Regions from separate parts of the Homo sapiens genome. Here region 2 is linked to region 1. A link is an interaction called in ENCODE POLR2A ChIA-PET data of the cell type or tissue named here. Cell type or tissue: B cell. All regions are shown on one strand.

Evidence for each region. Peaks named below come from ENCODE experiments on the same cell type or tissue, not always from the same donor. Only the 100,000 strongest peaks of a DNase experiment are listed, where the experiment ranks them.
Region 2: POLR2A ChIA-PET joins it to region 1 with 6 read pairs; 3 of 35 experiments call an interaction of 5 or more read pairs at or near these places.

Annotation. Positions count from the first base shown.
Region 1 is chr15:44,297,913-44,302,912 of GRCh38, forward strand. All of the region lies in intron 1 of GOLM2 (golgi membrane protein 2), which reads left to right. Among named protein-coding and RNA genes, the nearest start is that of GOLM2, 12 kb to the left of the region's middle. RefSeq lists a silencer at 2,559-2,853. In B cell, no CTCF peak of the experiment used is centred here; a DNase peak (open chromatin) is centred at 2,879; H3K27ac peaks cover 1,846 bases.
Region 2 is chr15:44,454,544-44,459,543 of GRCh38, forward strand. CTDSPL2 (CTD small phosphatase like 2) reads left to right here. Exons shown (of 13, transcript NM_016396.3): 2 at 4,448-4,657. The coding sequence starts at 4,472. Among named protein-coding and RNA genes, the nearest start is that of CTDSPL2, 29 kb to the left of the region's middle. In B cell, no CTCF peak of the experiment used is centred here; no DNase peak of the experiment used is centred here.

The sequences.
Region 1 (5,000 bases):
GCTGCAGTACAGTGACGCAATCTTGGCTCATTGCAACCTCCGCCTCCCGGGTTTAAGCGACTCTCCTGCCTCAGCCTCCTGAGTAGCTGGGATTACAGGCACGCACCACCAGGCCTGGCTAAATTTTTTTGTATTTTTAATAGAGATGGGGTTTCACCATGTTGGCCAAGCTGGTCTCGAACTCCTGACCTTGTGAACCGTCCACCTTGACCTCCCAAAGTGCTGGGATTACAGGCATGAGCCACCACACCTGGCCTATTCTACCAATCTTTTATCCAGCTTCTGATCCATGTCCACTATGAAGCCCCCTGGGACTTCTGACCTGGAATATGCTTTTCCTTCTTTTCTTTTTCTTTTTTTTTTTTTTTGAGATGGAGTTTTGCTCTTGTCGCCCAGGTTGGAGTGCAATGGCGCGATCTCAGCTTACTGCAACCTCCGCCTCCCAGGTTCAAGTGATTCTCTAGCCTCAGCCTCCCAAGTAGCTGGGATTATAGGCACCCACCACCATGGCCGGCTAATTTTTTTTTTTTTTTTTGTATTTTTAGTAAAGATGGGGTTTTACCACATTGGCCAGGCTGGTCTCGAACTCCTAACCTCAGGTGATCCACCCACCTGGGCCTCCCAAAGTGCTGGGATTACAGGTGTGAGCCACTGCTCCCAGCCATGCTTTTCCTTCTTTATACACCATTTACATTTATTGTTTGAGCTTCATTAACTTATTTTGTTCATTTTTTACTAATAGCTTATTGTTTGTGAACTTCGTTTTCTCAACGAAATTTTAAGTTCCTTGAGGAAGGACTATGTTTTAAATTTTTTCCTGCGGGAAAAATTGTTCTTAGTGCTGTTACAAAATGTACGAGGTTGATTTGTATCCCCTAAAAGGATATATTGAAGTCTAAATCACCTGTGAATGTTATCTTAGTTTGGGAATAGGGTCTTTGCAGATGTAATCAAGTTAAAATGAGGTCATACTGGATTAGGGTGGCCCCTATTCCATTATAACTGGTATCCTTATAAGAAAAAAAAATAGAATTAGGGAGAACACCAGGTGCATGAATACACAGAGACACACAGACACATTGCAGAGACCGCATGGCAGATAAAGGCAGAGATTGGAGTTATGTTTCCACAAACCAAGGAATGCCCAGGGCTACCAGAAGCCAGAAGCCAGGAGCCTCCCCCTAGAGGCTCCAGTGGGAACAGGGCTTTGCCAACACCTTGATTTTGGACTTCTAGCCTCTGAAACCATCCTCTAGCACTGTGAGACAATACATTTCTGCTTTATGCTATTCAGTTTGTGGCACTTTGTTATATCAGCCTAGGAAACAAATACACAAATGCATACTTAAAAGTTAATTTGATTTTTTGACTAGATAATTGTTTTTGTTTTTTTTTTTTGAGACAGAGTCTCGCTCTGTCGCCCAGGCTGGAGTGCAGTGGCGCGATCTCAGCTCACTGCAACCTCCACCTCCCGAGTTCAAGTGGTTCTCCTGCTTCTTCCTTCCGAGTAGCTGGGATTACAGGCACGCACCACCACACCCAGCTAAATTTTGCATTTTTGATAGAGACAGTGTTTCACCATATTGGCCAGGCTGGTCTTGAACTCCTGACCTCAGGTGATCCGCCCGCCTCGGCCTCCCAAATTGACTAGATAACTACTCTTATATAATATATACTGTGTGGCAGTATGGTTCACTGGAAAGAACAAGGGTTTTTGGAGTCAAACAGACTTGAGTTTATAATTCTACCATTATGTTACCTCTCCTTAAGCCTGTTTCTTCACTCATAAAATGAAGAGGATTCATGAAGTAAAATATTTAGAGGCCTGTCCCATACAAAGCTTGACATTTAATAATATTGGTTCCTTTCTTTCATGGGTGCATTGGTATAGCTAATCTTGAAGAAATTTGGGGCTAGGTGTAGTGGCTCATGCCTATAATCCCAGCACTTTGGGTGGCTGAGGCAGGAGGATCATGTGAGGCCAGGAGGTTGAGGCTAGCCTGGGCAACATAGCAAAAAAAAAAAAAAAAAAAAAAAAAAAGCTGGGCATGGTGACACATGCCCATAGTCTTAATTGCTTGGGAGGTTTAAGCTGGAGGATCACTTGAGCCCAGGAGTTTGAAGCTGCAGGGAGCTATGATTGTGCCACTGTGCCCTAGCCTGACAACAGAGCAAGACCCTGTCTCAAAAAAAGAAAGAAAAGGAAAAAAGAAAAGAAGAGAGGAGAGGAGGGGAGGGGAGGAGGAAAGAGAAGGAAGGAAGGAAGGGAGGGAAGGAAGGAGGGAAGGAGAGAAAGAGGAAGAAAGAGGGAGAGGGAGAGGGAAGAAAGAAAAGAAAGGAAGAAGGGAGGGAGGAAGGAAGGAAGAAGTTTAGTCTTGTATTATTCTATTGAAACCCAAGTATATTAATTCAGTTGACAAAAATTTATTAAATATATTGGGCACTTACTGTGCTATACACTAAAATGATCTTTGAAACAAGTTTTCACTTTTCTTTGTCTCCCTTTCTTATTTTTGTATTTCTCTGTTTTTTCTTACTCTCCTGATAAAGGACTGAGTAATCTCAGGAGGTTCCATGAAGATCATAAAACAAGCTGCTTTTTGAAAAATGATGACTAGGATTTAGTTGTGCAGAAAAAAGGTAAAAGGACATTCAAGGAGCTCCCTTTTACTTACTCCATAGAGGCAAACAAACAGTTCTTATAGTGTGGCATGTAACATCTGTCTCCTGAAGTGACAGGGAGTACCTTTTGACTTATGACCTCATTAAACAGGAGGAACTAGTCCTTACAATTTTTGGTTGAAGACCTTAAAGTTCCCCATGTTAGCCTCTTCCTCAAAAGAGAGTTAAAGTTTCCTTGAATTCAAAGTCCAGGCTTTTTTCTAGGGACAGACTGGGCATGCAGTAATTTCAGTTTCTCACAGTGCTTCAAGGCTCTCTTTCTTGTTCTTAATTAACTTTATCTAATTTTCTTACACTGTTTCTGGCCAGGTAGTTCCTCTTTTGAACAATGTTGCCACAGAGCTTTTGCTCAGATGCTTTTAATGTCTGATTCTTTCTCTTTTCCAAACTACACTTTTTCCCTGAGGATGACTTCAAAACTTACATCCACGAAGCTTTTTCTATTTAATATAAAATGATTTGCTTTCCTTTTACAATTTCAATTTTCTATATCCAATTTAAGTTCAACTTAGGGGAACATTTTTTCTCATTTGATGATTAACAAAGGCCTCTCATAGCTCACTGCAGCCTCAGACTCCTGGCCTCAAGTGATCCTCCCGCCTCAGCATCTCAAAGTGCTGGGATTACAGGCATGAGCCACCATGCCTGGCTACATTTTCACTCTTAAACTTGACTCTCTATAGCATTTTATACTGATGATCTCTCCTTTCTCTCCTTTTTGAAACTTCTTCCCTTTAGCTTTAATAATACCCATTTATCTTGGTTATCCTATCATTTTCCCACTCAATGTTTACATATGCTGTGCTTCCATCTTTAACCCCATTTTAATTTCTTTATTGAACAAATATGTTCAAGTTTCTATTTTGGATCAGTTACTATGCTGCATGCATATCACATAGTGAATGAGTGAACAAGACAGATATGGTATACATTGACTATGGAACTTACCCTTGAGCAGGGGCTATGAGGGGAAGACCTAACCTATTTTAGAGGCTTAGGGATGACATTCTTGAGAGTTTTAGTTGAGTCCTAAAAAAAAGATCAGGATTTAATGAGGCAAAGATTGAGTGAGAGGTTTGAGATAAGAGGCTCAGGAGAGATGAAAAGAGGGTTCCAGATGTAGAATGTTGCATATTTTATTTTATTGCATATTTTAAAGCACAGGATATCAGCCGGGTATGGTGCCACATGCCTATAATCCCATTTACTCGGGAGGTTGAGGCAGGAGAATTACTTGAATCCAGGAGGCAGAGGTTGCAGTGAGCCAAGATCATGCCAAGTGCACTCCATCCTGGGCTACAGAGGGAGACCCTCTCTCAAAAAAAAAAAAAAACTTAGGAGCCAAGGTCATGGCACCACTGTACTCCAGGCTGGGCAACAGAGTGAGATCCTATCTCAAAAAAAAAAGTTCACCATGTGGAATGAGGGAGCTAGAATGAGTGTGATAATATTTGATGTTGCACTACAAGACTGGATTCAGATTGTGAAAAGATTTGTGAGTCATGTTAAGGGCAATAGGAAGCCATTGATTGACTCTCTTTTTTACATTTAATTTTTTTTTTTTTTTTGAGATGGAGTCTTACTCTGTTGCCCAGGCTGGAGTGCAGTGTCACGATCTTGGCTCACTGCAACCTCTGTCTCATGGGTTCAAGCGATTCTCCTGCCTCAGCCTCCCAAGTAGCTGGGACTACATGCACATGCCACCACACCCAGCTAATTTTTGTATTTTTAGTAAAGACAGGGTTTTGCCATGTTGACGAGGCTGGTCTCAAACTCCTGGCCTCAAGTGATCTGTTCACCTCGGCCTCCCAAAGTGCTGGGATTATAGGCATGAGCCACCACGCCTAGTGGTTCTAGTTTTTTTCTTGTCTTCCAATGATATATTGTGAATTTTCTTTCTTTCCTATTTTTTTTGAGATGGGGTCTCACTCTGTTGCCCAGGCTATAGTGCAGTGTCACCATCTCAGCTCACTGCAACCTCCACCTCCTAGATTCAATCGAGCTTCCTGCCTCAGCCTCCCAGGTAGCTGGGACTACAGGTGCACAGTACCACACCCAGCTAATTTTTATTTTTTTTGTAGAGATGGGGTTTCATTGTGTTGCCCAGGCTGGTCTTGAACTCCAGGACTTAAGTGATCTGCCGGCCTTGGCCTCCCAAAGTGTTGGGATTACAAGCATGAGCCACCATATCCAGCCTGTGAATTTCTTGACTATAAAAATATAGTCTAGGCTGGGCGCAGTGGCTTACACCTGTAATCCCAGCGCTTTAGGAAGCTGAGGTGGGCGTATCACGAGGTCCAGAGGTCAACACCATCCTG
Region 2 (5,000 bases), 160 kb after region 1:
GTTTTTATGGTTTTAGGTTTAACATTTAAGTCTTGAATCCATTTTGAATTAATTTTAGTGTAAGGTGTAAGCAAGGGATCCAGTTTCAGCTTTCTACATATGGCTAGCCAGTTTTCCCAGGACCGTTTATTAAATAGGGAATCCTTTCCCCATTTCTTGTTTTTGTCAGATTTCTCAAAGATCAGATGGTTGTAGATGTGTGGTGTTATTTCTGAGGGCTCTGTTCAGTCCCATTGGTCTATATCTCTGTTTTGGTACCAGTACCATGCTGTTTTGGTTACTGTAGCCTTGTAGTATAGTTTGAAGTCAGGTAGCGTAATGCCTCCAGCTTTGTTCTTTTGGCTTAGGATTGTCTTGGCAGTGTGGGCTCTTTTTTGGTTCCATATGAACTTTAAAATAGTTTTTTCCAATTCTGTGAAGAAAGTCATTGGTAGCTTGATAGGGATGGCATTGAATCTATAAATTACCTTGGGCAGTATGGCCATTTTCACGATATTGATTCTTCCTACCCATGAGCATGGAGTGTTCTTCCATTTGTTTGTGTCTTTTATTTCATTGAGCAGTGGTTTGTAGTTCTTCTTGAAGAGGTCCTTCACATCCCTTGTAAGTTGGATTCCTAGGTATTTTATTCTCTTTGAAGCAATTGTGAATGGGAATTCACTCATGATTTGGCTCTCTGTCTGTTATTGGTGTATAAGAAAGCTTGTGATTTTTGCACATTGATTTTGTATCCTGAGACTTTGCTGAAGTTGCTTATCAGCTTAAGGAGATTTTGGGCTGAGATGATGGGGTTTCCTAAATATACAATCATGTCATCTGCAAACAGGGACAGTTTGACTTCCTCTTTTCCTAATTGAATACCCTTTATTTCTTTCTCCTGCCTTATTGCCCTGTCCAGAACTTCCAACACTATGTTGAATAGGAGTGGTGAGAGAGGGCATCCCTGTCTTGTGCCAGTTTTCAAAGGGAATGCTCCCAGTTTTTGCCCATTCAGTATGATATTGGCTGTGGGTTTGTCATAAATAGCTCTTATTATTTTGAGATACATCCCATCAATACCTAATTTATTGAGAGTTTTTGGCATGAAGGGCTGTTGAATTTTGTCAAAGGCCTTTTCTACATCTATTGAGATAATCATGTGGTTTTTGTCTTTGGTTCTGTTTATATGCTGGATTACATTTATTGATTTGCGTATGTTGAACCAGCCTTGCATCCCAGGGATGAAGCTCAGTTGATCATGGTGGATAAGCTTTTTGATGTGCTGCTGCATTCGGTTTGCCAGTATTTTATTGAGGATTTTTTTTTTTTTTTTTTTTTTTTTTTTTTGAGACGGAGTCTCGCTGTCGCCCAGGCTGGAGTGCAGTGGCACAATCTCGGCTCACTGCAGGCTCCGCCCCCTGGGGTTCACGCCATTCTCCTGCCTCAGCCTCCCGAGTAGCTGGGACTACAGGCGCCCGCCACCTCGCCCGGCTAATTTTTTGTATTTTTAGTAGAGACGGGGTTTCACCGTGTTAGCCAGGATGGTCTCGATCTCCTGACCTCGTGATCCACCCGCCTCGGCCTCCCAAAGTGCTGGGATTACAGGCGTGAGCCACCGCGCCCGGCCTTTATTGAGGATTTTTGCATCAATGTTCATCAAGGATATTGGTCTAAAATTCTCTTTTTTTGTTGTGTCTCCGCCAGGCTTTGTATCAGGATGATGCTGGCCTCATAAAATGAGTTCGGGAGGATTCCCTCTTTTTCTATTGATTGTAATAGTTTCAGAAGGAATGGTACCAGCTCCTACTTGTACCTCTGGTAGAATTCCGCTGTGAATCCATCTGGTCCTGGACTTGTTTTAGTTGGTAGGCTATTAATTATTGCCTCAATTTCAGCTCCTGTTATTGTTCTATTCAGAGATTCAACTTCTTCCTGGTTTAGTCTTGGGAGGGTGTGTGTGTCCAGGAATTTATCCATTTCTTCTAGATTTTCTAGTTTATTTGCATAGAGGTGTTTATAGTATTCTCTGATGGTAGTAGTTTGTATTTCTGTGGAATCAGTGATGATATCCCCTTTGTCATTTTTTACTGCGTCTATTTGATTCTTCTCTCTTTTCTTATTAGTCTTGCTAGCGTCCTGTCAATTTTGTTAATCTTTTCAAAAAACCAGCTCCTGGATTCATTGATTTTTTTTAAGGGTTTTTTTGTGTCTCTATCTCCCTCAGTTCTGCTCTGATCTTAGTTACTTCTTTTCTTCTGCTAGCTTTTGAATTTGTTTGCTCTTGCTTCTCTAGTTATTTTAATTGTGATGTTAGGGTGTCAGTTTTAGATCTTTTTTTTTTTTCTTTTTTTTTTTGTTTTTTTTTCTTTTTTTTGAAACAGGCTCTCACTGTCGCCCAGGCTGGAGTGCAGTGGCGCGGTATTGGCTTACTGCAGCCTCAACCTCCTGGGCTTCAGTGATCCTTCCACTTCAGCCTCCCAGGTAGCTGGGACTACAGACATGCACCACCATGGCCAGCTAATTTTTGTATTTTTTATAGAGATGGGGTTTCACCATGTTGCCCAGGCTGGTCTTGAACTCCTGGGCTCAAGCCATCTACCTGCCTTGGCCTCCCAAAATGCTGGGATTACAGGCGTGAGCCACTGTGCCCAGCCTGCTTTGAAGCCAGGCACTGACTTCTCATAGCTGTGAAAGTCCTAGATGGCATCTGTTTCCAGCAGAAAGCTGTTTCGTCTACTTAGAAAATCTGTTGTTTTAGTATAGCCACCTTCATCAGTGGACATAGTGAGATCTTCTGGATAACTTGCCTCCACTTTTATATCAGCACCTGCTGCTTCACCTCACCTTGCACATCTATATTATGGAGACAGCTTCTTTCCTTAAACCTCATGAACCAAATAGTGCTAGCTTCAAACTTTTCTTATGCAGCTTCTTCACCTCTGGATTAGCTTTGGTTTAAGGGAATGCTGTGGCTGGTTTGATTTTATATCCAGACTACCAAAACTCTCCATGTCAGCAAGAAGGCTGCTTTGCTTTGTTAGCCTTTGTGTGTTTATTGGTGTGGCACTTTTTTGGTTGGGGGGGGTGGTGCGGGGTGGGAGAGGGTAGTGATGGAATCTCGCTCTGTTGCCCAAGCTGGAGTGCTATAGTGTGATCTCTCCTCAATGCAACCTCCGCCTCCCGGGTTCAAGCAGTTCTCCTGCCTCAGCCTTCAGAGTAGCTGGGATTACAGGCCCCTGCCACCACGCCCACCTAATTTTTGTATTTTTAGTAGAGACAGGGTTTCTCCATGTTGGCCAGGCTAGTCTGGAACTCCTGACTTCAGGTGAGCCACCTGCCTTGGCCTTCCAAAGTGCTGGGATTACAGGTGTGAGCCACTGCGTGCCCAGCCTGTAGTTTCTATTTTTTAAAAAGTTTCTTTTTTTTCTATGATTGTTTTGTTGAGTTACTAAAAACAATTTCTGAGACTCTAATCTTTGCCAGGAATTTCTGTACATTTAGAGTTTAAAGTGCTTAATTGGAGTTAGTTTGTTCTGTGAGTGTATCCACTATGGTGAATAGCTTTATTGTCCTTTGCACATTATAGCCTTTACTAGTCCTTTTTTCATTTTGAGCCTCAGAATGGTAAGGTAAATATGTTTTTTTATACATGTGATAAAACATAACTAAGTGACTACAGATTAGCCATGATTGGAGTAGGATTAAAATTCACATCTCTTAATTCTTCGTTTAGTATTCTTTGTATTGTGTTTCACAGATTCTAATTCAGTTATGTCTTTAATTCTAAGTGTTGGGACAGTTTTGCCAGCAATTAATTGTCTTACCTATAAAATGAGAGAGCTCAAATAAATAGCCTCATATTTTCTTTCTGATGTGAATCGTTTTAAAAGTATCATTAAATGTGGTAAGATAGGACTTTCTCAAAATGATCCACATTCTGTTGTTACACTTATATGGTTGTTGATTATTAGAATTGTGCTCATGGAATTCATTCATTCATTGGCTGACATTACTTTTCCACTACCCAGTGAGTTACAGAAAAGCAAAACCTTTCCTTATCTTGTTTACTATTTACTCAATTCTTACTTGGCCCAGTGCCTTGAATGTGGCTATGTATGCAATAAATATTTGTCGAACGAACGATTAAACGAATAGTAGTGTTGGCAGGCAGTATAGTATTATGTAAAGAGCATGCACACTCCTTGGTGTTACCCTTACTTTAGATCATAGGATATATTATAATATTTCAGAGGTTGTTGGGAAGGTTACTTGGGATAATATAAATAATGTATAAAGCATAATGCCTTTTACTTAAAATGTTGGTTTCTTACTGCAGTCTCCTAGAGTCTAGGACTTTTGTTTTTTTAGCCAAGATATTTTTATTATATAAGCTGGGCACATTTGGGTAGAGAAGGTTGAATTTAATAACTTTTAATTTTTTATTACATTTATTATTTTTCTCTTTTAGTTTTACATGTGGCACCCATAAAAGATGAGGCTGAGAACACGGAAAGCTTCTCAGCAGTCAAATCAAATCCAAACACAACGCACTGCCAGAGCAAAGAGGAAATATTCAGAGGTTGATGATAGCCTGCCTTCAGGAGGAGAAAAACCATCGAAGAATGAAACCGGCTTGTTGTCTTCAATTAAAAAATTTATTAAAGGAAGCACACCTAAGGTAATGATTTTACCATATACTTTCATATCATTAAAAGTGAAAATTGGCCGGGCACGGTGGCTCACGCCTGTAATCCCAGCACTTTGAGAGCCCCAGGCAGGTGGATCACGAGGTCAGGAGATCGAGACCATCCTGGCTAACACGGTGAAACCCCGTCTCTACTAAAAATACAAAAAATTAGCCGGGCGAGGTGGCGGGCGCCTGTAGTCCCAGCTACTCGGGAGGCTGAGGCAGGAGAATGGCTTGAACCCTAGGGGGCGGAGCCTGTAGTGAGCCGAGATCGCACCACTGCACTCCAACCTGGGCGACAGCGGGACTCCGTCTCAAAAAAAAATAGTGACAA